Regions from separate parts of the Homo sapiens genome. Here region 1 is linked to region 2. Evidence: read pairs that join two places in POLR2A ChIA-PET (ENCODE). Cell type or tissue: MCF 10A. All regions are shown on one strand. Each heading gives the region's core, and the rest is flanking DNA. Links, peaks and the distances in the headings are about the cores only. Region 1 overlaps ANKRD33B (ankyrin repeat domain 33B). Region 2 overlaps CMBL (carboxymethylenebutenolidase homolog).

The links. ChIA-PET counts read pairs that join two places held together with the same protein. Peaks named below come from ENCODE experiments on the same cell type or tissue, not always from the same donor. Only the 100,000 strongest peaks of a DNase experiment are listed, where the experiment ranks them.
Region 1: POLR2A ChIA-PET joins it to region 2 with 6 read pairs; 3 of 35 experiments call an interaction of 5 or more read pairs at or near these places.

What each region holds. Positions count from the first base shown.
Region 1 is chr5:10,584,162-10,600,540 of GRCh38, forward strand. The region is part of intron 1 of ANKRD33B (ankyrin repeat domain 33B); the gene reads left to right. Among named protein-coding and RNA genes, the nearest start is that of ANKRD33B, 28 kb to the left of the region's middle. RefSeq lists a silencer at 4,736-5,030 and enhancers at 4,736-5,030, 11,051-12,250, 11,478-11,537. In MCF 10A, for the core only: no CTCF peak of the experiment used is centred there; a DNase peak (open chromatin) is centred at 6,660.
Region 2 is chr5:10,294,886-10,307,545 of GRCh38, forward strand. All of the region lies in intron 1 of CMBL (carboxymethylenebutenolidase homolog), which reads right to left. Among named protein-coding and RNA genes, the nearest start is that of CMBL, 6.7 kb to the right of the region's middle. RefSeq lists a silencer at 5,271-5,447 and an enhancer at 12,295-12,660. In MCF 10A, for the core only: no CTCF peak of the experiment used is centred there; DNase peaks (open chromatin) are centred at 6,626 and 7,186.

The DNA of each region.
Region 1 (16,379 bases), core at 4,684-9,683, 290 kb after region 2:
AATCATACATTTGGCTTTGATTTTCAAAGTGATTTTTATGAACTAATAACACTTCAAGCAGGCACTTTCTCTGTTGGAATTCTCCCTTTAAAAAGAACTGTCAGCTGGGGGCGGTGGCTTATGCGTGTAATCCCAGAACTTCGGGAGGCTGAAGTGGGCTGATCACTTGAGCTTGGGAGTTCAAGACCAGTCTGGGCAACATAGTAAGACCCTGTCTCTACAAAAAATGCAAAAATTAGCCAGATGTGGGGGTACATGCCTATAGTCCTAGCTACTTTGGAGGCTGAGGCAGGAGGATCACTTGAGCTGGAAAGTTGAAGCTGCAGTGAGCCATGATCATGCCACTGCATTCCAGCCTGGGAGACAGAGCAAGACCCTGTCTCAAAAAAATAATAAAAAAAAAAGAAATGTCACAAAACAATTTGCATTAAATAAGCCTCTTGATTCAGCATGAAGTTGCCTCTTTTTCAGTTTAATGTATTTATTTATTTAGCAAATATTTATTGGACAGGGGTACCTGTGCCAGGCGCTGTTCTAGGGGACAGAATGCCAGACAGAAATGGAGATTGCTGCTGAAGTGGAGCTTACGTGATTTTGGGGGTGAGAAACAATAACAAGCTCAAATACATGCACCTCTTCTCAGGAGGGAGCAAGTGCTCAGGAGATGGGATAAGGTAGGCAGGGAAAGGGTTTTGCAGCACTGGGCTGGTGCTGAAAATTTCCGTCCTCGTTGAGGAAGGAACCTTTGAGTAAAGACCTGGAAGGAAGTGAAAGTCTTGCTGTTTGGAGGTCTAGGAAAGAGCCTTCCAGGCTGGTGGAGCAGGTGGTAGAGCTGGAATGTTCTAGAAGAGCCAGAGGTCAGAGGGACTACAGCAGAGCACCATGGGGAGAGGGCAGGAGATGAGGTCAGAAGTGACCAGTGCTTTACTCACAAAGGGAAGGACAGACTTGGGTAAGGAGAGCTGGAGGGGAAGGAAGAAGACCCAACTCCAGTGGTAAGTGAGAGCTCTGCTGGCGTCGTGTTGAAGTTTGGTCCTCTTTGAAGTGGACACAGTCTTCCAGGGCAGATCTTCTTAGGCTCTGGTTGTGGTGAGCTCGTCTCTTACATTGTGCTTACTTAGATCAATGCCTTTTCAGTGTTTGTTTAAATCAACAAGTGTTTTCCTGGATGCCTACAGAGCTGGAACCTGAGGTCCCCTAAACATTGTCCTTGATGGACAAATCCATATTTGGGATGCTGATCTGTGGTCCTTAACTTAGACGTCTTAGGTCTGACTTCGAGTCTCCACAGTCATTTCCATTTGACAAAGGGAGTTTAAGCATGTGATTAGATGGGGTCTGTGGAGCATGTGGCTTTGCTTGTTCTAGGGAAAAGAAACGCACTGAGAAACACCTGGAATTAGAAAGCACTTCCTGGGTGTTTGTGGCTTCCTCTGTCAGCCCTGGAGATGTGGCTGCCCAAAGGCCTGTGTGGCTAACAGGTGTGCTGGAGATGTCTGGATTGTAGCCTTGCTGGGAGCCCTCATGAAAGACAATGCCCGGGCCCAGGTGTTTGATGGGTTACCATGCTGGGTGAGGGCGCTGTGCCAATGGCATAAAGCATGGGGTCATGGGGTCATGGCCTCATGGCCATGGGGTCATGCGTAAAGCAGAGCTGTGGGTCCAGGGTCTGACAGATGGGACTCACTGCAGGGCCCCTCCTCTCTGTCCTCACCTGAAGCAGTTGCATCCATCAGTCCTTCGCCCATCCCAGAGTTTTGGTGATGGCTTCCCTGTGCCAGGCTTTCCGCAGGAGACTGGAGGCCAAGACAAGTACAAGCCACGGGGCTCTATCATCAAGGACCCAACAGGCAGCAACATAGGCTGTGGTGAAGACCCTGAATTCTATGTTCTTGTGGGTCTTGGGAGTTTCTCTGTTGTCTCTGCTCCATGCTAATTGCATAGCATTTCTTTCTTCCATTATGTAACACCGAGAAATACAGTCATCCTTCAGGACACGTGAGGAATTTGTTCCAGGACTCCCCCACCTATACCCAAATCTGCATATACTCAAGTCCCACAATCCGCTTTGTGGAGCCCCTGTATACAGAGTCAGCCCTCTGTAGGTGGATTTCACTTCCCACGATTTGGTTGAAAAAAATCTACCTATAAGTGTACTCTGACAGTTCAAGAGTTGTTTAAGGTTCAACTGTAACACAGCCCTATATGAAGAAGAAAGAAAAGGCTGGTGTTGGTGCCACAGCCAGTGGCTCTCTACTTGATTGGAAGTTCTTGTTTAGACCTGATACACTGTGAGAATACGATGTGCGTTGGGTTCTTGTAACTGTGTGTGTGTGTGTGTGTGTGTGTGTGTGTGTGTGTGTGTGTGTGTGTATACTGCTTTCTTCTCTTTATTTTCCATACAGTTTATAAGAGGACATTCAGACCAACAAACAGTTCTCATCTTCAGTCTTTTAGTGCTGAATAAGTTTTGCTGTGTGGCATCTTAATGCGCAATTTAGGAAATTGCTCTTGGTATCTTGCAGTCACAGCCAGATTCAATTGGTGAGGGATCTTTCCAGTGCAAACATGGCCTTTTCCAATACATTTACATATTCTGGGACATTACTCATTTGTTTCCTGGCTTTTAACAGCACTGCAAATATGGGCCTTTTCTGAAACATTTACATAGACCAGGACATTATTATTCATGTGTTGCCTGGCTTTTAAATCAACAGCAGTATTTACTTAGCTAAGAAATTGGGAGACTCTTTAGCCTACTGAATTTAAAAAAGCAGTGAAGTGTTGGGGGTATGTGAAGTTTTCATTGTGGGAGAGTGTTTCCAATTTTAGTGATTTTATTTATTATTTATTTATTTATTTATTTATTTTGAGATGGAGTCTCGCTCTGTCGCCCAAGCTGGAATGCAGTTGTGCGATCTTGGCTCACTGCAACCTCTGTCTCCTGGGTTCAAGCAATTCTCCCACCTCAGCCTCCCAAGTAGCTGGGATTACAGACGCCCGCCACCATGCCCGGCTGATTTTTGTATTTTTAGTAGAGATGGGGTTTCACCATGTTGGCCAGGTTGATCTCGAACTCCTGACCTGAAGTGATCTGCCTGGCTAATTTTTGTATTTTTAGTAATGACGGGGTTTCACCATGTTGGCCAGACATGTCTTGAACTCCTGACCTCAAGTGATCCGCCTGCTTCAGCTTCCCAAAGTGCTGGGATTACAGATGTGAACCACCACACCCGGCCAGATTTTAGTGATGTTAAAGATCTTTCTGAGTAGAGTTACTTTATTTTCACTGTGAATGATCACATTCACAACATGATCCTTATTCTTTTACTCGGACAACATTGAATAGTAATATTTATTAGGTATTTTATTATTCTTCTGATACAATTTTTTTTTTTTTGGTGTGGAAAATGAAAAAAAAAAGAGAAGTACAAAGAAAAAAACAAAAACCAGTCACCTGTATTCCCAGTACCTGGAGCTAATGATAGTGAATTTTTCGGTGTTCTTTTCTGACTTGTGCTGTGAAATATATATGCTCTGCCAGATTAGCTATCTGTAAAGTTATCTATCTATAAATAAAGTTTTGAGTCCTGGTTTATTCACTTGTAGGGGTATTTCTATATTAGAAATACTTCAGAATCTTGATTTTAAAAATCCAACTTCTGCATATATCATAGTTTATTCAGTAATTTTGGGTCTTTTTTGTTTCTGAAATTTTTTGTGATATAAATAATGCTCTGATGTATGAATGTCTAAATACGTCTCTTATTGGCTCTCTGGGCAGTTCTGTTTAGATCAATTCCAAGAAGGTATATTATTGGTATGTTATTATTGTACCCAGTTTTCCTTCCACCAACAGGGTATGAAATTGCCTGTTTCACTATATCCTCATGACACTGAATGTTAATTATCAAAAATGTTGAAACGGCTTTGCTGATCTTCAAAATATTAAGTCATGCATACTTATTGTAAAATATTCAGATAACATAAAAAGGTAAAATGCCAAAGATGATAAAAAAGTGACTGCGAATTCATGATCTAGGCATACTTATGTATTTGAGGTATAACTTTAGCGACATTTAATATAATACGGTACTTATAATCTTTTTTCCTTAGCACCTTCATGAGGGCACCTTTCTTTGCCAGCAAATACATGTCGTTTTTAATGACCACAATGTACTCTTTCTGGATATGTTCGTTTCTTTAACCTGTGGCTTCCTAGTGGACATTGAGGTTATTTCTGGTTTGCAGATTAGTAACAACACAGAGATTTGCACATCTTTGTACAGAAACCTACTGACTCTCTTAGGAAATTGTTAGATTTTGTTTCGATCTGTGGAGTAAGTTCTCTTATTTTTGAAAGTAAATGTGCCTTTCCCTAAGGTAGGATTAGACTTTCCTCCCCATAACATCACACTTGGCCATGTCACTTGCTCTGGCCAATTCAGTGAGAAGTGACTTGTGTAACTTTTGGCCAGAAGTTTTAAAATCCAGCGTATGATTTGCCATATCCTTTTTCCCCTCTTCCGGGCAACCCACAATTTTCCAGGTAGAGTTTTCTCCATCAGCCTGAGTCTTGCAAGGGAAAACAATGTGGAAAAAAGCTGCATGCCAACCATGTGGCATGAGCAGGAAGCAGACGTTTGTCGTATGCCATTGGGATGTGGAGATTGCTTGTTCTGCTGCACAGTCTAACTCAGCCTGAGTGCATATTAGCTAGTGGCTCCCTAGAGAGAGTGAACTTGCTTATTGTCATCACTTATGCATATGAATACTGCCTCAGCGTCCATCTGCTTGTCCTGTTCCCAGCTTGTCATGCTTGACTAACATATTTTGAGGCAGTCTTCACGCAGCTCCTGTTTTCATGTTCTGGGTAGATAAGACCCCATACCCTGAGCTGCTTGACCACATTACTTCTGCTTTAAGCCTCGGGAACCTGATAAGGTAACCCCCGAGTTCCTGTGCTGAGTCTCGTGCTTCCTTCAAATGAACTAATCCAACCGTGCTGTGGGAAACCCACCTAGGTAACCCCATAAAGGATCCAACCCACAGGCCCCTCCGTTTCTCGTTCCCCACCTGCTGGTCGAAGGAGCAGGTCCTGGATGGCTCCTCCCCTCTTCTCTTTGGTCTTGCCAGGGGTGCTGTCCTCTTCCTTCCAGACCTGTGAGTAGTAAACTTGATTCATTTTGCAGTCTGAGTGTCCCTCACTGTGCTGCACCTGACTACACCAAGCCTCACCATCTCACTTAACATTACAACACTGAAGCTTTCTAGCAAGGTAAGGGAGTACATTTCCTTCTACACTTTGCCAACACCAATTAATTTGACTCTGTTTACTCTTTTCCAACTTGTCAAAAAATGACACCTCACTTTTATTTGTGCATTTTTGTTGATTAGTGAGGCTGAGACATATTTCATATCACATGTTTACTAGCCCTTTGTATTTCTTTCTTTGAACTAATTTACCAATTCCTTTGTCAATTTTTTGATTAGTCTGTCTTATCTTCTTGAGGTCTAAGGATTTTTTTACATATGCTAAAGTTATTATATTCTGCCTTCTTTTTCTAATTTGTCATTTAAAAAATCTTGTTTGGGGTTTATAGAGTTTCCTGAATATGCGGCTTGATATCTCTTGTCAGTTTTGGAAAATTCTCTGCCATTATCTTGTCAAATATTGTTTTTGTTCCAATCCCTTTTTCTTCCTATCCTGTGACACCAAATTCACACACATTAGACCTTTTATACCATGCTGCCTGTGTATGTTATGCTTTTCTTCCTATCTTTTAAATCTTTTTTTTTTTTAATTTTCTGGGCATTTTTGATTAAACTTATCTTTTGATTCACTAATCATATCTTTACCCTAATCTACTATTTAATTGCTTTTTACATTCTTAATTTCAATTATGCTGTATTTCTAAAATTTTTGATTCTTTATTGATTCTAGTTCTGTAATAAAGTTCCTCATTTGTCATTATTTGCTTTTACATATTAGTTATTTTAAAGCTTGATCGTTCTAATTTCTGGATCTTCTGGGGATGTTTTCTATTTTCTGTTTTTCTCTTGGCCCTGTCTCCTGATACATCTGGTAATTTTTGGAATGCTAGACATTGTGTATGAAAATTGAAGTAGCACTAGATTGTGTTATCTTGTCCAGGGAGGATTTAGTTTGCTTCTGGCAGACAGAGTGGGACAGAAGATTGCAGTCTAGGTTGTAGTTTTTATAAGATCTGGCCTCTTTCTGGCCTGTCTTGTAGGATATAGCCCTTTTGGCTTCCTATAGAAATATGGCCTGGGCAGATCATGAATACCACTTTTGTCTCCTTAACCCAAGCTTATCCAACCCCTGGCCTGCGGGCCACATGAGGCCCAGGATGACTTTGAATGCAGCCCAACACAAATTTGTAGACTTTCTTAAAATATTTTGAGATGCGCGCGCGCGCGCGCGCGTGTGTGTGTGTGTGTGTGTTTTCAGCCAGTGTTAGTGTTAGTATATTTTATGTGTGGCCCAAGACAATTCTTCTTCCATTGAGGTCCAGGGAAGCCAAAAGATTGGATACCCCTCCCTGCAAACCCTCGAGAGTATGACCAACTCTGCTTAGCTCCTCCTACCCTTCACTACTGCTCTCTGCTTGGTTTCTCAGCACCCAGCCTTACTCAGCAAATGCCCTTAGGGAAAGCCATGAGAATGGAAGCTTATCTCAGGATTTCCGCCTTCTTTCTGGAATACAATCAGGCCTGCAAGTCCTGGTCGTCTTGGAAACTGGATGCCTCCAAATGGATATTTAGGGAAAAAAAGTATTCAGTTGTTCTCAGGGGAAAAGTGCCTCTGATTGAAGCCAGTTTCTCAGAGCTGAAAGTGAGAGTCCCTGTCATTTGCCTTTTTACTTTCTTTACACTGTTTTGCTGAGAAGGTTTAAATTTTTATACAGTCAGATGTATCTATTTCTTTATGGTTTCCGGCCTTGCTCTATTGCTTCAAAATGCTGTTTCTAAGCCAGGTTTATAGAAATAGTCATCTACATTTTTTTTAGTGGTTTTTTTTTTTTTTTGAGATGGAGTCTCATTCGGTTGCCCAGGCTGGAGTGCAGTGGCACCATGTGGGCTCCCTGCAACCTCCCCCTCCCAGTTTCAAGCAATTCTCCTGCCTCAGCCTCCTGAGTAGCTGGGACAACAGGTGCGTGCCACCATGCCTGGCTAATTTTTTTTGTACTTTTGGTAGAGACAGGATTTCACCATATTGGCCAGGCTAGTCTCGAACGCCTGACCTCTTGATCTGCCACCCTTGGCCTCCCAGAGTGCTGTCCCGCACCGAGCCTTTTTAGTGTTTTTATGATTGAATATTTAATGATTCATTTCAGCCTGAGATGTGAGATAAAGATCCAACCTTATTTTTTTTCCGTATGACTGGGACTTTTGTCCAGAACTATTAATGAATTCATCTTTTGTGAAGATCTGAAATGTAATATTTATTGTTAAGCATATGGTGTCTCATTAATATTTTAATTTACATTATTTTGCTTACTAGTAAGATTATGTATATTTTACATGTATTTACTGGCTTTTTGCTATTTTTTGGTTTTTCTACTCATTCCTTTACCCTTGAAAAATTGTACTCTTGGTGTATTTATGCTGATATTCAATATAATATTTCTGTTTAAATCATTCTGTGAATGTCACTAATCTTGATTGCTTTTTCATTTTTCTTTCAATTTTACTTATAATTTTGATATAAGGGAATATTGTATTTATATAGTAACTTACATTGTATATTTATTGTTATCTTATTATTTTTAGCTTTTGAATCTCTTTTCTCCATCAGTAAACTATTTTAGGATATAAGTATGTATGTATGTATGTATATATATTATACCCTTGACTTTTTAGTCCTTTTGTATTATCTTTTGATTTTATGGTGTGTGTGTGTGTGTGTGTGTGTGTTTACTGCTCAGTAATCAACTTTTCCAGCAATGTTGGTTGAGTCATCCATCACTGCCCAGATTGCTCCTTTAACACATGTTCCCCTTTAAAGACAGGGTCTTATTTTGGGCCATCTGCTTTATTTTCTTCTCACCAATTTGTGGGAAAACTTTATTCTTGTTAGTATTCTACTTTCCTTGTCTCTTATTTTTGTTAAACAGAGCATATATGTGATAGAAAATAGAATCCTGGCTGGGCGCGGTGGCGCCCATGCCTGTAATCCCAGCACTTTGGGAGGCCAGGGCGGGCGGATCACCTGAGGTCAGGAGTTTAAGACTAGCCTGGCCAACATGGTGAAACCCCATCTCTACTAAAAAAAAAAAAAAAAAAAAAAAAAAATTAGGTGGACGTGGTGGCGGCTGTAATCCCAGCTACTTGGAAGGCTGAGCATGAGAATCGCTTGAACCCGGGAGGTGGAGGTTGCAATGAGCTGAGCTGAGATTGCACCACTGCACTCCAGCCTGGGCAACAGAGTGAGACTCTGTCAAAAAAAAAAAAAGAAGAAGAAAAAGAAAAGAAAATAGAATCCTGCAGATGAGCTTGCAGTGAGAGACCCCAGGCTTCTTGGCCACCTGTCTGCTCCTCAGAGCTGTCTCTTGCCACTGTTCCCACTTTCATTTCATCTGGCAGTCCCCTCCCTGCCAGTTGCAACCTGCTCATCATAGCTACTCTTGGTTTGTCCATTTGAGGCAGTGGAGATGATTGTGTGCAATGGTAGTGGAGTTTTTTGCTGACTTGCCCTTTTCACCCCTCTGATCAGACCCATCCACCCATCCTTTTTCATATGTATTCTTTTAGTTTCTTATATATGTTATTTCAACCCCAGTTCCTTCTCCATCAATTCTAGCTGGTATTTCCTGACTTCTCCTCTGTTAGGTAAGGACCTTCCTAACCTTTTCCCACCACCCCGTATCCACCCCTCATATTGTCTTCGCTAGCTTTCCACTTACGAGACTAGTAACATTTTCTTGGATCTTAATTATGCTTATTATTTCAACTTTATCTATAGTTTGATTCTAAAAGTAGAAAACAACTAACCCTTATATTATAACACTACAGCTATTATTAGTTGAGTCAACTGGCATAATAGGACTCTCTTTTTTTCTGTGCAGTAACATATTTTAAATTATTATCGCAGATAATATATTTTGCTCTGTTTACTTTTTTTTAAAGCATTAGCTATTAACTCTTTTAAGAAAAAACAAAATAAAGCAAAAACCTGTACCATCAATGAATGTACGACCCCATCTGCAATGACAGAATACTTTCCTCCCCTTTAGACACTGGATATTTGAGTGGGGAGCTTCTCAAAGGGGTCATCTACACATTTGTTGTATGACATTTACTTTTTAGTGCCTTAACTTGCCTTGTACTGTACCTCACCTCTGTCTCAGTCGACACCCTACCCTGCTCATCCCAACCCCACCCTGGGTCAACCTCCTGTTCACCATGACTCCAGCCCAACTCCTCCAACCCTAGCTCACCTCCAGAGCTCTGAGTCTTCACCTCTCCAGCCTCTCTCCAACCTCTTCTCCTCCCGGGCAGGGGGGCTAACATCAGACCCCGACTCAATGACCCACTCACTCCCCAACCCCTCACCCTGGCTCAACTTCCCTGACCCTGGCTCACCTGGATCCCCATTCCAGCACAACCCCCACCCCTCTCAACTCACTTACCCTCACCCCCTCATGAACCCTCTGCCATTTAAGGATAGTTCATCTCCTTTTCTGCTGCAAGACTACTCTTGGCTGTTGAGCTACAGTTTTTTCAGACCCAAGGCCTGTGCTGTCTCTGAGCCGAATTCTGGTCCCGTGGCAAGGCAGAACCTGTCCCAGAGTCTCTGCAGTGAGCAAAGCCTAGAGACTCAACAGCGAGGAGTAACCACATGTGGGAGCTGTCAGCTCACGGGGATTTTCTCTCCTCTCCAAGGGCAGGAATTCTCTTCATTGTCACAGACCTATTCCTTATTTAAAGCTTTTTTTCACTCTTATTCAGGGAGGGATGTTTAAAGAGATCATGTATTTATTGATTGATTGATCTCCAATACTGCAGAAAATATGCATTTTAAAAACACACATCCTTCTTTTTTTTTTTTTTTTTTTTTTTGAGACAGGGTTTCTTGCTCTTGTTGCCCAGGCTGGAGTGCAATGCCCACCACAACCTCCGCTTGCCGGGTTCAAGCGATTCTCCTGCCTCAGGCTCCTGAGGAGCTGGGATTACAGGCATGCGCCACCACGCCCGGCTAATTTTTGTATTTTTAGTAGAGACAGGGTTTCTCCATGTTGGTGAGACTGGTTTTGAACTCCCAACCTCAGCTGATCTGCCCTCCTCGGCCTCCCAAAGTGCTGGGATTACAGGTGTGAACCACCACGCCCAGCCAAAAACACATTCTTCTTTCTACTTGTTATTCCCTTCGTGCATGCACTCATCCCCATGCATGCCGAGGGCACATGTTCTGGAAGGCCCCTGGGAGCCACATGGGGTTCACGACCTCAAAACTGAAGCCCTCAGAGGGTATTTGATTCATTAGGTGGGGTAAGACATGAACCTAAGAAGAACGACTCCTTGAAAGAAAATGAGGTAACAGGAAAGGAATTCACTGATACATGTCAGGAACCCAGAGCTGCCTGCGATGTGGGTGGGATTCGGCACTGGGAAACCTTGTGTGTGGGTCCTTCGGGGAAAGTGGGAGTTGACTGCCGTTGAGCGGGTAGGAAAGTGCCTTCCAGGTACAGGCAGCAGGAGTGGTGATTGTCTTGGTAGAGGATGGGTGAACTGCAAATAGAGTTGAAGGAGCTGGGCTGAGTAGTTGGGATTTCACTCCCCGGGTGATTGGTGGGACCCAGCAGGGCCAGTCCTGGGCTTTTCCTATGGCAAGTAACTCAAGAGCTGCAGGAGCAGATGTTGTTAAGCAGAGAGGAAACACCAAACATGGATCCCTATCTCTAGCGAGTGTGCCCTGTGACTGTGGAGGGTGGAGGGGAGTCACGCCAGAGGGAGGTGCTGTGTTGGGGCCAGACCGGAGGGTTACATCCTGAGCAGGAGAGGAGGGAGGAGGCCAGGTGGAGGAGCGGCCTGGGGGACATAGGTGGTTGTGGTGCTAGATTGGCAGTGGATTTTTTTCTGAAGGCTGCCGTAACAAATGACCACAAAGTAGGTGGCTTAAACATCAGAAATTGATTCTCTCACAATTCTGGGGGGCAGATGTCTGAAGTCCAGGTGACAGCAGGGCCACGCTCCCTCTGGCAGAGCTGGGAATTCTGCGGTCTGTGACAGCATCGCTCCAATCTCTCTCTGTCCTCATCTGTCCTCTGCACATCTGTGTCTCAAATCTCCAGGATGATCTCATCTTAGGATCCTTAATTATGATCTATAAAGATGCTATTTCCCAACAGAGTCTCATTCACAGCGACCGGGGTTAGGATGTGGACATGTCTTTTCTGGGCGATACATTTCAACCTACTACAGGCAGTTACCTGAAGGAGTAACTGAAGGAGAGGGGTTCAGAATCCTCCAGTGGGGCCTGATGGGCAGAGGAGAGACTTGGACACCCTTAAGAGACGAAATGAATCTTCAGAGGTTCAGCCATTGCTTGCAATGTCATCTTCTGGGCTCATCCCTGCACTCCAACCCTGGACATTTTCTCTGGTCTTTTCTAGTGGCCACCATCTGGATGATTACGACTCTGGAAATCTCTGTCCATCATCCATTTTTTTGCCTCCTCTGTGAACGAGCAGGTGTGATGGCCTGAAAACAGAGAGGGAGAAGGCTGAGTGTACCAGGGCAGGGGAAGCGCTTCCTGGAATTACGTGTCCCAGGACAAAAGTGAAACTGCCTTCGCTGACTCATAGGAAAGTTTGAAAATATCATGTTTCGCCTATGCCTGGGGGATCTTTGTTTTTGGCATAAGCCGAACAGATTGTTCCAGGCCAGAAAAAAACTAAGCCAAACCAAAACAACAGAATGACTTAATTATGTACCAGCACCCTTTAAAATTAATTATGCTTGCTTTCTTTTTGTCCCCCTCAACTTTTAGTTTAAGTTCTGAGGCACATGTGCAGGATGTGCAGGTTTGTTACACAGGCAGTGTGCCATGCCCATTGTGGTTTGCTGCACAGATCAACCCATCAGCTAGGTATTAAGTGCAGAATTCTTTAGCTATTCTTCCTGATGCTCTCCTGCCTCACACCCCCTGATAAGCCCCTGTGTGCATTGATCCCCAACTGTGTGTCCATGTGTTCTCATCGTTCAGCTCCCACTTATAAGTGAGAACATGCAGTGTTTGTTTTTCTGTTTCTGCATTAGTTTGCCAAGGATAATGCCTTCCAGCACCATCCATGTTCCTGCAAAGGACATGGTCTTGTTCCTTTTTATGGCTGCATAGTATTCCATGGTATATAAGATTATGTAAAGAGATCGAACCTACAACTGATTGGCGTACCTGAAAGACATGGGGAGAATGGAACCAATTTGGAAAACATAATTCAGGATATCATTTGTGAGAACTTCCCCAACCTAGTAAGACAGGCCAACATTTAAATTCAGGAAATGCAGAGAAACCCAGTAAGATGCTCCATGAGACCATCAACCCCAAGACACATCATCATCAGATTCTCCAAGGTTGAAATGAAAGAAAAAATGTTAAGGGCAGCCAGAGAGAAAGGCCAGGTTACCCACAAAGAGAATCCCGTCAGACTAACAGTGGACCTCTCAGCAGAAACCCCACAAGCCAGAAGAGATTGGGGGACAATATTCAACATTCTTAAAGAAAAAAAAATTCCAACTCAGTTTCATATCCAGCCAATCTAAGTATTCATAAGTGAAGGAGAAATAAGATCCTTTTCAGAAAAGCAAATGCTGAGGGAATTTGTCACCATCAGGCCTGGCTTGCAAGAGCTCCTGAAGGTAGCACTAAATATGGAAAGGAAAAAAACACTCCCAGCCACAACACACTGAAGTACACAGACAAGTGACACTATGAGGCAACAACATAAACAACTCTGCAAATAACCAGCTAGCATCGTGATGACAGGATCAGACTCACACATAGCAATATTATCCTTAAATGTAAATTGGCTGAATGTCCCAATTAAAAGACACAGAATAGCAAGCTGGGTAAAGAGTTAAGACCCATCAGTGTGCTTTCTTCAAGAGACTCATCTCACATGCAAAGACACATGTAGGCTGAAAATGAAGGGATGGAGGAAAATTTACCAAGCAAGGGGAAAACAGGAAAAAGCAGGGAGTGCAATTCTAGTTTCTGACAAAACAGGCTTTAAACCAACAAAGATAAAAAAAGACAAAGAAGGGCATTACATAATGGTAAAGGAGTCGATTCAACAAGAAGAGCTAACTATCCTAAATATATATGCACCCAATACAGGGGCACCCAGATTCATGAGGCAAATTTGTAGAGACCTACAAAGAGACTTAGACTCCCACACAATAATAATGGGAGACTTTAACACCCCACTGACAATATTAGATCATCAAGACAGAAAATTAACAAATATTCAGGACCTGAACTCAGCTCTGGATCAAGCAGACCTCATAGATATCTCCAGGACTCTCCACCCTAAAACAACAGAATATACATTCCTCTCATCACTACATGGCACTTACTCTAAAGTTGCTCACATAATCAGAAGTAAAACACTCCTCAGCAAATGCAGAAGAACTGAAATCATAACAAACAGTCTCTCAGACCACAGCACAAACTAATTATGCTTTCTAATGTGAACCTCTAATTCTTGGTTATATCTTGTACATACATGTGTTTTTTTCTTTTAGTTTTGGATTTCTGGACCTTGACATGTTTACCAGGAGTACTAGATTTTCTTGCTATGTTCCTTTTCTTGGCATATGACTTTGATCCTTCTGAGGGGTTGGAGTCAGAAGCCAATTACCACTACTTTTTCCTGCCTCCTCCCACATCCAGATGTCTGTTCTCCAGCCTCCATCTCTTCTAAGTTTGCCTTCTCCTCTCAGTACCTGGATGTGACCACCCCATTCAGTGGCGTCATCTCTACCTAGTGACTCCTAGGAGACTTTTGAGTATTTTCTGACTTCTAGCCTGCCCCTTCTAGCACTCTCAATGCCTTGTTGCGTTTTAACCATATTTTATATTTTGTTTTTTGTTTTTTTTTGAGATGGAGTCTTGCTCTGTTGCCCAGGCTGCAGTGCAATGGCACAATCTCGGCTCATGGCAACCTCTGCCTCCTGGGTTCAAGCGATTCTCCTGCCTCAGTCTCCCAGGTAGCTGGGATTACAGGCATGCACCACCATGCCTGGCTAATTTTTGTATTTTTTGTAGAGATGGAGTTTCACCATGTTAGCCAGCCTGGTCTCGAACACCTGACCTCAGATCATCCATCCGCCTCGGCCTCCCAAAGTGCTGGGATTATAGGCGTGAGTCACTGTGTCTGGCCATGATTTTTGTTTTGTTTTGTTTTGCTTTTAATTAAAAAAATTTTTTTTAATGTTTAGAGACAGAGTCTTACTATGTTGCACAGACTGGTCTTGGAACTCCTGGGCTCTAGCAATCCTCCCATCTCAGCCTCCCAAAGTTCTGGGATTGCAGGCATTAGCTACTACACCTGGCCAATCATATTTTATGTTAATAATACTTGGTTAGCCAGGCATGGTGGCTCATGTCCGTAATCCCAACACTTTGGGAGGCTGAGGCAGGTGAATCACTTGAGCCCAGAAGTTTGAGACCAGCCTGAGCAACACAGAGAAATCCTGTCTTAAAGAAAAAATAAAAAAATACTCTGTTGAGGTATAATTGACATATGATAAAGTACAGAAATTCTAAGTGAACAGCCGTATGATTTTGACAAATATATACACCTGTGCAGTCATCCCCCTACTCAAGATATAGAGCATTTCCATCACCATAGTAAGTTTCCTCTTGCTCCTTTCTACTCAGTCCCTGTCTCATCAGAGGCAAAGACCTGTTGTTCAGATTTCTGTCACCATGGATTAGTTTAGCCAGTATTGAAAATTCAGTGGAATCACACAGTGTGCGCTCTGGTGCCTGGATTCTTTCACTCAACATAATGGTTTTGAGATTTAGCCATGTTGTGTGTACCACTAGGTTGCTTTTTTTTTTCTTTCCATAGTTAACAACTTTATTGACAATTCATCCATTAAAGTATACAACTTGATAGTTTGGGGCATATTCCATTATTAATTTTTAAAATTGTGGTGAAATATATATAACATAAAATTGTTCATTTTAACCATTGTAACCAGTGTACAGTTCAGTGGCATTTGCAATGTTGTGCAAACATTATCACTATTTCCAAAATGTTTTTATCATCCCTCTCCCCCCAGTCCCTCTTCCTCCTCCTACCCTCTTCCCCTCAGCCCCTGATAACCTCTAACCTATTTTCTGCCTTTATGAATTTGCCTATCCTACATATTTGCATAAATAGAATCATACAATATTTGTCTTTTTGTATATGGGTAATATCACTTAGCATGATATGCTCAGTGTTCATCTATATTATAAAATGTATCAGAATTTCCTTTTTTTAAAGGTTGAATAATATTCCATCATATGTATATACCACATTTTGCCTGTCCATTTATCTGTTGATGGACATTTGGGTATTCCATGTTTTCACTACTGTGAATAATGCTGTTAGGAACATGAGTGTACAAATCTTTGTTTCAACCTCTGCTTTAAACTCATTTGGGCATATACCTAGGAGTGGAATTACTGGATCATGTGGCAATTCTATGTTTAGCTTTCTGAGGAACAACCAAGCTATTTTCCACAGTGGCTGCACCACATTAGACTCTGACCAGCAATGCACAAGGGTTTGTTTCTTCACATCCTTACCAAACAAACACTTGTTATTTTTTTATATAGGTGTGTTTTAAATGGTAGCCATCCTGATAGGGGTGAAGTGATTTCTTATTGTGGTTTAGATGAGCATTTCTCATGACTCAGTGACTAATGATGTTGAGCATTTTTTCACAGGCTTATTCAGCATTTGTATGTCTGCATAGGCAAAGTTGCTTTTTCTGCTATCATTACTTCATTGAGAGATAATTTACATACAGTGAAATGCACAACTCTTAAGGGTGTAGTTCAGTGAATTTTCACAAATGAATATGCACATGTAAATGTCACTCAGATTAAGATATGATTCCATTACCCCAGGAAGTTCTCTTGTGCCATTTTCTAATAACCCCCTTCACAATTTTTTATTACCATATACAGTATTAATCTTGCCTGTCCTTGGATTTCATTAAATAGAATCCAGCAGCGTGCACTTTTTGGTGTCTGGCATATTTTGTTCAATGTAATATGCATGAGATCCACTGGCATTGCTGTGTGTATCAGGATTTTGTTCTTCTTTTGTTGCTCAGTAGTATTCCCAAGTTTGATTATA
Region 2 (12,660 bases), core at 5,223-10,222:
TTTGAGGAGATAAGGACTTCAGTTTGGGGCATATTAAGGCTGAGGTATCTATTACACATCCCAGAGAAAAGCTGGGTAACACGATAGAAGTTCAAGGGCCAGGGGCCCAAGCTAAAACGAAAACTTTGAGAGTGATGTGAGTATACAGCTGACCCTCATTGTTTGCAGATCCTGTATTGATGAATTCATCTACTTGCTGATTTTTTTTTTTTTTTGAGACAGAGACTCGCTCTGGTTGCCCAGGCTGGAGCGTAGTGGCATGATCTTGGCTCACTGCAACCTCCACCTTCTGGGTTCAAGCGATTCTCCTGCCTCAGCCTCCCTAATAGCTAGGATTACAGGTGCCCGCCACCATGCCTGGTTAATTTTTGTATTTTTAATAGAGACGGGGTTTCACCATGTTGGCCAGGCTGGTCTCAAACTCCTGACCTCGGGTGATCCCGCCCACCTTGGCCTCCCAAAGTGCTGGGATTACAGATGTGAGCCACTGTGCCTGGCCATACCTGCTGAATGTATTTTGTAACCTCACCGTCATTCATGGACATTCGAAAAATGTGAACTGTCAATGTCCACATTCCCAGCTGAGGACACACAGGGTGCAATAGACTGAATGTGTCCCCAAAAAGTCAGATGTTGAAACCCTAATTCCAGTGGAATGATATTTGGAGGTAGGGTCTTTGGAAGGCAAGTAGTTCACAAGTGCAGAGCCCTCAAGAATGGGATGAGTGCCTTATATAAGGGGCCCAGAGAGCTGGCTTCCCTTCTTTCTGCTGGGTGAGAACACAGCCAGAAGATGACCATCTGCAAACCAGAAACAGGCCCTCAGCAGACATTGGATCTGCCAGCGCCTCGATCTTGGACTTTCCAGCCTCCAGAACTGTGAGAAATGTTTGTTGTTGAAGCCACGTTTGTTAGAGCAGCCCAACTGCCCACAACACTCTGCTTCTCATTTGAGCTCTCACAGTGTAAACAAGTGTCCTTTGCATGGTCTTAGTGCACATTTTTGTGCTTTTTGAGGGGTTGATTTTGCTGTTTAAAAGGGCCCCGCACTTAGTGCTCACATGCTATCTAGCATTGCTAAGCACGGGAAGGCTGTGATGTGCCTTATGGAGAAAATGCGAGTATTGGAGAAGCTTTGTTCAGGCACGAGTTACAGTCCTGTTGGCCATGAGCTTCCTGTTAATGAGTCAACAATATATATTAGAATGGTATCTTCCACAAAAACACACATAAAACCAGGGTTATGTATGGGTCAACTGAGGAAACCGCTGTGACCAGGCCACAGGTTTACAGGAAGCTAACCTTGTATTTTCCCCAGGAGGAATGGTTTAGGATTTGCTAACTCAGTGTTTGTAGGGACTTTACTACTACAAATACCAAGAATGACTGTATGTGGGTTTGGTTTGTTTGTTTGAGACACAGTCTCACTCTGTCCCCTAGGCTGGAGTGCAGTGGCACAATCTCGGCTCACTACAACCTCCACCTACCAGTTTCAAGCAATTCTCCTGCCTCAGCCTCCCAAGTAGCTGGTACTACAGGCGAGCACCACCATACCTGGCTAATTTTTGTATTTTTGGTAGAGATGGGTTTTCACCATGTTGGCCAGGCTGGTCTCAAACTCCTGACCTCAGGTGATCCACTGTGCCGGGCCTGTAGGTGATATTTAAACTTTAAGAATGAATGACATCCTTCAGGGAATAATGGTGGATGAAGAAAAGAGAAATCTAGAAGACTGAGCCCTGGGGTCCTTCAACACTAACACTTCAGGGAGATGGGAAGGAATCAGCGAGTGAGGAATGAGCCTGAGAAGGAACAGCCAGTGACGGGGGAGGAAGACCCCAAGTGTGGTGTCCTGGACCCAAGTGAAGAATGGGTGTTGAGGGGAGAACAATGAATGCTGAGTGTTGCCCTCCGCGTTTGGCAAAGTGAAGGTCATTGGTGACCTCCACAAGGACAGGCTTGGACGAGGGCATGGGTGACAGCATAATCATAGTGGGCTTAAAAGAAACTGAGAGGAGACTGGGCGCGGTGGCTCACGCCTGTAATCCCAGCACTTTAAGAGGCCAAAGTGGGTGGGTTGCTTGAGGCCTGGAGTTCAAAACCAGCCTGGCCAACATGGTAAAAACCCGTCTCTACTAAAAATACAAAAATTAGCCAGGCGTGGTGGCACATGCCTATAATCCCAGCTACTTGGGACGCTGAGGCAGGAGAACTGCTTGAACCTGGGAAGCGGAGGTTGCAGTGAACCGAGATCACGCCATTGCACTGCAGCCTAGGCAATAGAGTGAGACTCCATCTCAAAAAAAAAAAAGAGAGAGAGAGAGAGAATGAGAGAGGAGAGAACTAAAGAGAGTGAACACAGAAAACTCTTAGAAGACTTTTGACAGAAAAAGGAGCAAAGAGGCCGGGCGTGGTGGCTCACACCTGTAATCCCAGCACTTTGGGAGACGGAGGCAGGTGGATCACTTGAGGTCAGGAGTTCGACACCAGCCTGACCAACATGGGGAAACCCCGTCTCTACTAAAAATACAAAAATTAGCCAGGCAGGGTGGTGGATGCCTATTATCCCAGATACTTGGGAGGCTGAGGCAGGAGAATCGCTTGAACCGGGAAGCAGAGGTTAGAGTGAGCTGAGATCGCACCATTTCACTCCAGCCCGGACAAGAAGATCGAAACTCTATCTCAAAAAAAAAAAAAAAAAAGAGCAAAGAGACTGTGCAAAAGATGGAGGGAAGACACAGGGATGAGCCTTTTTTTTTTAAAGTGGAAGAAATCTCAGCCTATTTGTACGTGGATGAGAATGATACCATAGAAAGGAAAACAAACAAAACACAATCAATGACCCCGGGAGAGAGGGAACTGGAGAGTGTGACAGGAGGGTCTGGCGCATAGCAGAGGAGCTGCCTTCTTTGGCAGCGTGGACAGTCCTCACGCACCCAAGGGAGGCTGAGGACGTGGACACAGACACAGGTGGTGGTGGGTGTGGGGCGGGAGAGTGTGGATGCTCCCTGTTGGCATCTGTTTGCTCACAGAACTGAGAAGCAGAGTCAGCAGCTCAGGGTGAGAGGCGGGACGAGGGCTGGGGAGAGGATAAGCAGGAAAACAGGGGACCAGCGAGAAGTACGTATGGCTGTTTCCTCCAGCCAGGTCCAGCAGTGGGAACAGGCGAAGAGCAGGCGCAGAGCAGGCAGAGAGAGGGGGTCAGATACAATGGGCTCTGTAGTCATGAGAGGGGGCAGGAGGGACCTGTGGGGGGAGGAGGGACTGGCCATCAATGGGGCACGGCTGCAGCACTGAGCTACCCAGGTAAGAAAACAAATCACCATGGATCCCCACATACCCCAGTGCGTGGCTAGAAATCTAAGTAGGAAAGGCGAAATTTCAACAATCAGAAGGAAATACTGAATACTTTTTTCTTGTACTTTGGAATAAGGCAGAATTTCTTAAATTTGACCCAAAAAACATAAACCATAAAGAAAAGGATTATAAATCCCATTTCATGGTAACCAATTTAAAAAAAAAGGAAAGACAACTGCAGAAAACTGAATACTAAGTGGATATTTGATGAAATTGCAAATTATTGTGAATTTTGGCAGGGGAAGATGATGGCATTGCAGCCATGTGTTTTTGAGTCCTTGTCTTTCATAGATGCATCATGATATCATGATGTACCCACAGATGACATGACCAGAGGTCTGGGATTTACTTCAGAATAGCCCCATTTGGGCTGAGTGCGGTGGCTCACACCTGTAATCCCAGCACTCTGGGAGGCCAAGGCTGGTGGATCACCTGAGGTCAGGAGTTCGAGAGCAGCCTGGCCAACATGGCAAAACCCCGTTTCTACTAAAAATACAAAAATTAGCCAGGCATGGTGGTGAGCGCCTGTAATCCCAGCTACTCCGGAGGCTGAGGCATGAGAATCACTGGAATCCAGGAGGCAAAGGCTGCAGTCAGACGAGATCGCGCCACTGCACTCCAGCCTGGGCGACAGAGCAAGACTCCATCTCAAAAAACAAACAAACAAAAACCCAAAATAGCTCCATGTGGGGTAGGGTGGACAAGGTGTCCACGTGCTGATGGTGGTGCAGCTGGAGTGTCCTGTGTACTAATCTCTCTACTTTTATATATGCTTGAGATTTTCCATGACAAAAAGCTCTTAAAATTGCATTAATAAGATAGTAACTAAGATGAAAGATTAATAAGATAATGATTAACATTAATATCAAGATAAAAGTCTCCATAAACAAAGTGAGAAAACAAGATAGACTAGGAGAAGGTATTATTTTAGGAACAGAGGACTTAGTGTCTAGATAAAATATATAAAGAATTCTTATAAGTCACCAAGAAAAAGACAACCCAATAGAAAAATTCATATGAATGGGCAATTTACAAAAAAGTACACCTGAATGGCCCATAAACATATGAACAGATATTCAACCTCACTGTTCTTAAGGAAACTATAATAAAAACAAGAATGAAATACTATTTTCCATCTTGCAGATTGGCAAAAGTCTGTTAACACAGAGATGATGGTACACTTGTAGGGAAATGGGAGGGCATGTGAAATGATACAAACCCTGGAAGGAGTCTAGCAAAGTTAAAGAAGCAGATGCCCCGCACCCTAGATATCCCACCACTAGATGTTTCCCTAGAGAAATTCATGTCACATGTGGTGGGACATGGTGGCTCATGCCTGTAATCCCAGCACTTTGGGAGGCCAAGGCCGGGGGGATCATTTGAGCCCAGGAGTTCGAGACCATCCTGGGCAACATGGTAAAACCCCATCTCTCCAAAAAAAAAAAAAAGCAGAAAAATTAGCCAGGCATGGTGGTGTGTGCACCTGTGGTCCCAGCTACTCAGGAGGCTGAGGTGGAAGGATTGCTTGAGCCCAGGAGGTCAAGACTGCACCACTGCACTCCAGGCTTGGTGTTAAGAGTGAGACCCTATCTAAAAAAAAGAGAGAGAGAGAGAGAAATTTGCACATGCCCACACAGGCACATGCAGTGATTATGGAAAAATGTTCTTGGCACCACTAATATGATGACAACACCTGGAACCAATCTAATTGACCATCAACAGGAGAATGAATAAACTGTAATTTATTGATTGATGTAGGTTGAATTGTATTCCCCCAAAATACATGTTTAAGTCCTATCCCCCACTCCCCGTGCATGTGACCTTAACTAGACACAGGGTCCTTGCAGATGTCCTGTAGTTAAGATGAGGTCATACTGGAGTACAGTAGACCATAAATCCAATGACTGGTGTCCTTCTAAGGAGGGGAAAACGTGGACAAAGACACAACAGACGCACAGAAGAGAAGGCCGTGTGAAGATGGAGGTGGAGATGGGAAGGATGCACCTGCAAGCCAAGGATTGCTGGCCCCCCACCAGACGCTGGAATAGGCAAGGAAGGGCTCTCCTTTACAGGTTTCAGAAAGAGCAGAGCCCTGCTGACACTTTCAATTTGGACTCCTGGCCTCCAGAACTATGAGGCACTGTGTTGCTTTAAGTCACCCAGTATCTGGTAATGTTATGGCAGCCCTAGAAAACAAATACATTCATAAAAAGAATATTACACAACAGTTCGATGAACAGGCTGCACCTGTAATTTATCAATATAATAAATCTCCAGACCCGCATGGTGGCTCAGGCCTGTAATCCCAGCACTTTGAGAGGTCGAGGCATGGTCATAGCTTGAGGCCAGGAGTATGAGACCAGCATGAGCAACATAGGGAGACCCCGTCTCTACAAAAAAATTTTTTTAATTAGCCGGGCATGGTGGCATGCACCTGTAGTCCCAGCTACTCAGAAGACTGAAAGGAGGATCACTTGAACCCAAGAATTCAAGGCTGCAGTAAGCTATGATCATGCCACTACACTCCAGTCTGGGCAACAAAGAGAGACATTTTTATTTTTATTTTTATTTATTTATTTTTTATATATTTATTTATATATATTTATATTTTTTATATATTTATTTTTATTTAAAAATAGAAATACAAAACTTGAAAAATCTCAAAGACATAATGCTATGTAAAAAGACATAGCATTTTGATTCTAAATAACAACCAAAAAACATACATTTTGATGCTAAATAAATAACAACCAAAAATATACATTTTATTCATAAATATACTGTAGGAAAAGTATCACGCATGAGAATGAATTATCACCATTAGGACAATTGGTTACCGGGAAGAGAGGGGAGAAAAAATGGAGATCGTGGGCTTTATTATGTTTTATTTCCCTAAAAAGTTTTGATTTGAAGTATATAGGGCAAAAGGGTATTATCTTTCAAATATGGGTGATGTGAAAGGGTGGCTGTTATATAATTCCCTTCACATTACTGAATATTCTTAGTGTTTCATAATTAGAAATAAAGTAATTAGATTTTGAGAAGAAAGAAATTAATAACTAGTTATCCAATCAAGGACAACTGGACTGTAGTTTTCTTGGTTTGGTTTTCATAAGCTACATTATAGAACTATAATTAGTAAGACTCAATAATTCAACATTGTCATTTGACACCATTTCAGAAAAACTCTCAAGCCATGTTTCCCTCTGCTCTCACAATACAGCGATCATCAACACCATGACCAAAGGTAAGGGGTGGGGGCGCGTGGGGCAGTGAGGGCTCAGTTCCAAGACTGCCCCACCCCTCAGACACAAGCAGCAAGTTCAGGCCTGTAGAGCTTTCTTTTTTTCTTTTTCTTTTCGGGTTTTTTTTTTTTTGGAGACGGAGTCTCGCTCTCTCACCCAGGCTGGATTGCAGTGCACGATCTCCGCTCACTGCAAACTCCGCCTCCCAGGTTCAAGCGATTCTCCTGCCTCAGCCTCCCAAGTAGCTGGGACTACAGGTGCCCGCCACTATGCCCGGCTAATTTTTATATTTTTAGTAGAGACGGGGTTTCACCATGTTCGCCAGGCTGGTCTGGGCTGACTTCTTATCTGGGCTGACTTCTTATCTGGGCTGTTTGTTGGCTATGAGGACCTAGGGATCACAGAAAATCCTGGCCATTCCAGGAAGCCTCTAATCTGAATGTTTTTACTTTATTTTCAGTTGACATCCATTTTGCAAAAGGAATGCTTACAGCCAGGCGAGCAGCCCTCTAGGCTGATCCTGCAAGGTTATTCTCCTACAGGAGACGCCCGTGTGTGTCGAAGGCTGGACTCCTGCCCAGACCCTCCACGTGGGCACAGCAGCCAGGCCACGCCTTGTGCCAGGGGCCAAGTCCACAATGGGCAGGGCGAACAGTTTCTACCCTGGCAAGTCTCAGGGAACATACCCTTGACTCTCAACTAACTGTACTATATTTTCTGTATATACCTTTCAGGATTTTAGCTTCCTCCTGCAAATGCACTGTAAACCAAAAATAAAATTCCAAGCATCCCAACTAACTGAATGGACCTCTCCTCTTGGCCAAGGCGATTCCAAAGAAACCTGTAAAACTAATTCAGGCCATGACAGGAAGGAGGGGCTAGGCTCAGTGGCTCATGCCTATAATTCAGCACATTGGAAGGCCAAGGCTGGTGGATCACTTGAGGCAAGGATCCAAGACCAGCCTGGCCAACATGGCAAAACCTTGTCTCTACTAAAAAAAAAAAAAAAAAATTAGCCAGGCATGGTGGTGCATACCTGTAATCCCAGCTACTTGGGCGGCTGAGGCAGGAGAATCGCTTGAACCCAGGAGGTTGCAGCGAGACTCTGTCTCAAAAAAAAAAAAAAGACAGGAAGGAGGAGTCCAACATACCTCATTATTCCCTCCTCCATTGAAGTTCAGGCACAAATGACCAGCATTAACATTCAAACAGAGGTCTCAAGACTGACGAAACAGACTTTTTGTAGAAATAAGGTATGAAATTCCAACCTGACTCAAATACAGCATCCAAGGATATAGACAGCAGGCCCTGAAACAAATCAAGTATTTTACCCCAAAATATTTTTGACATATTTTGAAAGGGCCCTGCAAAGCTATCTCTTGTAGGGGAAACTTACATTCTGTAGAGAATCCCCTTCCCTTTCCAGGTCTCTTTCTGATCCTGAAAAGATTACCTGAGAGTCTGGCAGCTTTTAAAGGTCTGAACAGAAAACATTTGCTATCTATTGCCTCTAAGGGTAGCCATCTATGAGACTTCACCTACATAATAAGAACTTTGGTCTCCCAAACCTCTTATCTTAACCCAGACCCTCCTTTCTATTGATTCCAGGTCTTTCATTATTAATTTAACTCTTTCAACCAAGCACCAATCAGAAAACCTTTGAATCCCCCTGTGACCTGTAAGCTACCACCCTGACCCTGCCATCCCCGATCTTTGAGTTGTCCCACCTTTCCAGACTGAACCAATGTATACCTCACATGTATTGATCGAGTTCCTATGTCTCCCTAAATGTATAAAACCAAGCTGTAACTCAGCCACCTTGGGCACATGTTCTCAGGCCCTCTGGGGGCTGTGTCATGGGTCATGGTCCTCACATTTGGCTCAGAATAAACCTCTTCAAACATTTTACAGAGTTTGACTTCCTTCTGTCAACAACACATGTATTTATTAAAAGATAATTTTCAGAAAGAAGTAAAACCATCACTCTTCAACAGATATAAAAACAAACAACATTGAGGATTGTACTCTACTTGAACGACAGGAAAAAACTAACAGATGTTCTAACAGGCTTGAAGGAAAATCAAAAGAGCACAAATGCAGCACTGGAAAGTGTAAACTAAAAACTCTAAGCCCCCAACCAACTGACTGGATCATCTCTTCACCAAGGAGACCCCAGAATAACCTTAAAAACTGAGTTATTGGCCATACAACTCAGTTATATAGTTATGGGTTGGGGGATCACACACCTCTCATTATCCGCTCCTGACTCACTAATCACCATGAGGCTTTCTTTTCTAAAGGCTAAACAGAAACTAGCCTCTTCAAACAACCCCACACTGATATCACCCAGCCGCATGACACTGCCCTCCTTTTTGCCTGATAACAAAACACCAACCATGACATGGTTCTGGCCTGTCTACAGAGGGTGCACAGTAAGGATTTTTGTGTCCTCTGCTTCAGCTTTTAACAACAGAGGGCCAAAAATACCACCCTTGGATCATGCTAACGCAGTCATTTTTTGAACATGGCTCCCATGAAGAGGCAAAAAGCTCAATTGCCCACGTACACGGTTCTCCTTCAAAAATATTCATGGCTGAGAACAGTGGCTCATGCCTATACTCCCAACACTTTGGGAGGCCAAGACAGGAGGATCACTTGAGTCCAGGAGTTCAAGACCTGCCTGGGCAACACAGGGAGACCCCATCTCTACAAAAAAAAAAAAAATTAGAAAATTAGCCAGGCTTGGTGGCACACACCTGTGGTCCCAGCCTTTTAGGAGGCTGAGCTAGGAGGAGCACTTGGGCCCAGGAGGTCAAGACTGCAGTGAGCCAATGATCATGCCACTGCACTCCAGCCTGGGGGAGTGAATGAAACCCTGTCTCAAAAGTATTAGCTAATCCATTATTTTAAAAATTCATAACCCCTCCTATAGCTTATTGAATCTGTGTGTTTGGCCACACTGTTCAGCACAGATCCCTGTACTATTCTTCCCACACTGGAAGGGTCTGTTTCCAGCTTCTGGCCAGAGACTACACTTCCCAGCCTGTCAGAATGGCCGCTTTGCGGGCTGCAACACTTTATGAGAAATAAAGCTCTCTTTTTCCAAATTTATGAAACTCATCATTCTTTAGTTGACAAAAGAAATGTTGAGATGAATTGCAAATGAAGACAAAATATCTTTTTGGCCAAACGCAGTGGCTCACACCTGTAATCCCAGCACTTTGGGAAGCTGAGGCAAGAGGATTGCTTGAGGCTGGGAGTTAGAGACCAGCCTAGACAACATGTTTTTTTTTTAACTTTTTTCCACAGGAGGGGAAAGAGTCCATTAATTCTGCATGGAAACGGGATAGAATTTACAGATCTATCAGATCTGCCACTTACTCCTAAAAATGGCTCAAGTACAATGAATGGAGCTGGAATCAGACAGCCCACAGGGCGTGCTATAGACATGGGTACTTTTCCACTGAGGCACTTTTTACAAATGATGAGGTCCTTTATTGTGAGTAAGAAGGTTTCCTTTTCCTCCTGTGCTGGGGCAGGACTGTGTGTCTGAGATGCATGACAGAGTCCTCGTTACACATGCTGTCAATAAAGGCTTTTCTGTATCATGGCAGATGTGTTTGGGGCCACCTTCTGGTCATCCCCAGGTCAGTTCTGTGGTCTCCACTGGTGACGTCTCTGGAAATCAGGACGCTTTTCCTAGCTCTGTGGAGTGCCCTGCAGGACACCCTGGTGGCCATGTTCGTCGGCAATGCCCACACTGGCCACCACCAGCACAAATGCATGATTCCCCATAGACATTGCTGCAAGGTGCTGCATATGTGTGAATGACTTCTATGTGATGGTATGCACAGGAGAGGAGCATATGGAATTGGAATTTGCAGATCAAATACTCAACAGTGATCCCCATGGGTTTTGATGTGTAATTTTCCAGAGAGATTTGCTTGTGTGAGGCAGAGCTGGAGGGGCCACAGGAGTCACTCTGTAGGGGTGAAGGAGCCTCACTCTGCCTAACACAAGCATGTCCCTCTGGAAAATTACACATCAAAACCCATGGGGATCACTGTTGAGTGTTTTTTGTTTTTTGTTTTTTGTTTTTTTTGAGACGGAGTCTCACTCTGTTGCCCAGGCTGGAGTGCAATGGTGCAATCTCCGCTCACTGCAACCTCTGCCCCACTGGTTCAAACGATATTCCTGCCACAGCCTCCTGAGTAGCTGGGATTATAGGCACATGCCACCACGCCTGGCTAATTTTTGTATTTTAGTAGAGACTGGGTTTCACCATGTTGGCCAGGCTGGTCTCAAACTCCTGACTTCAGGATACATCCACCTCGGCCTCCCAAAGTGCTAGGATTACAGGCATGAGCCACTGTGCCCAATCTTACAGTTGAGTGTTTGATCTGCAAATTCCAAGGGTATGCTCCTCTCCTGCGTGTACCTTCACAAGGCACTCCTTTACTCCGTATACATTTGCACTTCTTGACTTCTTTTTTGAACCAGTTACAACATCTGCCTATTTCTCTCTTTAATGAATAAAATAAAATATTTATCACTTTTATATCTGTATAAAAGTCACGATTTCACCTTTGGCTGAAAATTATCTTTTAACAATGTAATCAAACATTCCCTTTCTAACACTGGCAGTCAGACAGGTAAGAGAGGTGATAAAGTATGGTGAGGGTGTGGTTTTCCTGATTTCACGCCCTAAGGATTCAAATAACTCACAAGTCAGACTTCCAGGCACAACGCAGTTCTCCAACAGAAATAGAGAAAACAGATTTTGACAAGCAAAAGGGACTGGTGCAGTTGGGATTATAACAAGCAGGGAAGTCTAGGAATACATCTCCAGCCTCCTGGGAGAGCCTGAGCCCGGAGGGGGCAGAGAGGAGGAGGAGGGAGGTCTGGGGGAAGAGAGGTCTGCAAAGTAGGGGAAGGGAAGGCCAGGAGGGAGGGAGGCGCAGCGGGGAGGAGAGGAGAGAAGGGAGGAATACATTTCTGGAAGCTTTAGAAATTTAGAAATAGAAACCACGTGGAAGTGCATCCAGGGCTCAGGGTTACAGAGGACCCCAAGACAACACAGGAAAGTGGGGTCTAATGGGAAAGGCAGGAGGTTTCTCCTTTACTGCTTAAACATTGTAGGAACTTGCATGGCAAGTGATTTTCAATCTTGCAGCAGGGAAGGCAGGGCCAGTACTTATCCTTAGATGATTCTACAAACATCAAACTTCTCCAAATATTTATTTTTCAGCAGCCATGCTTGTATTTTCCAAGTGTCTATGGTCGAGATAGCATGAATTAGGAAGCTACCTGGATGAGCCCACAATGGCCCTCTTAGACATGCCAACGACGCCCCTGCAGAATCTGCTTTTTCTCTGGCTGTTCCTAGGCCTGGATAGGGTTCCCAGGCCTGGACAGGATTCCCCGGATACCGGCGAGGCTCATTACTAACCACTTTATTTTAAATGGGCTTTGAAAACAACAGGTGGCATCTTCCATCAGCAAGTGGACATAAATCTCAGTGCCCAGTGTTTCCAAGGCCTGCCCGACCCACATGGCTGTGGGGTGTAAACTGTCCAGTCGTTCCTGGCACACCTACCCAGCATTTAGGATGTCCCACTCTTAGATCCATAGACCCAGCACCTCTCTTCTTAATACCCACCCTAAAGAAAAGCTGTCGAATGTGGATGCTGATTTAGTTGCAAATATGCTCAGTTTTTTAATAGTTTTATATTAGTAAAAACGCTACAACCAGAATGTCTCACTGCAGGAAGAGAGTTACAAGGAGTATTTAACGGCATGGTGGAAAGGCTCCTCCGTGCTAAATGGCCAAAACGAACGCAAGTTTGCATACGGTGTGATTTCCACTATGTCTTTAAAATGCATGGCGAAACACCTACAGGAAAATACCAAAATGTAAACAGCGGCTGCTTCGGACGCATGGGATCGTGGAGGCTGCTGTTCTGCAAGGACAACGTATCACTTTTATGAAAGTCAGCTTCTGAAAACGGACTATGGGAAGTTCCTTACCCGTGCACGCGGCAAAGACCTTCTTTGCCAT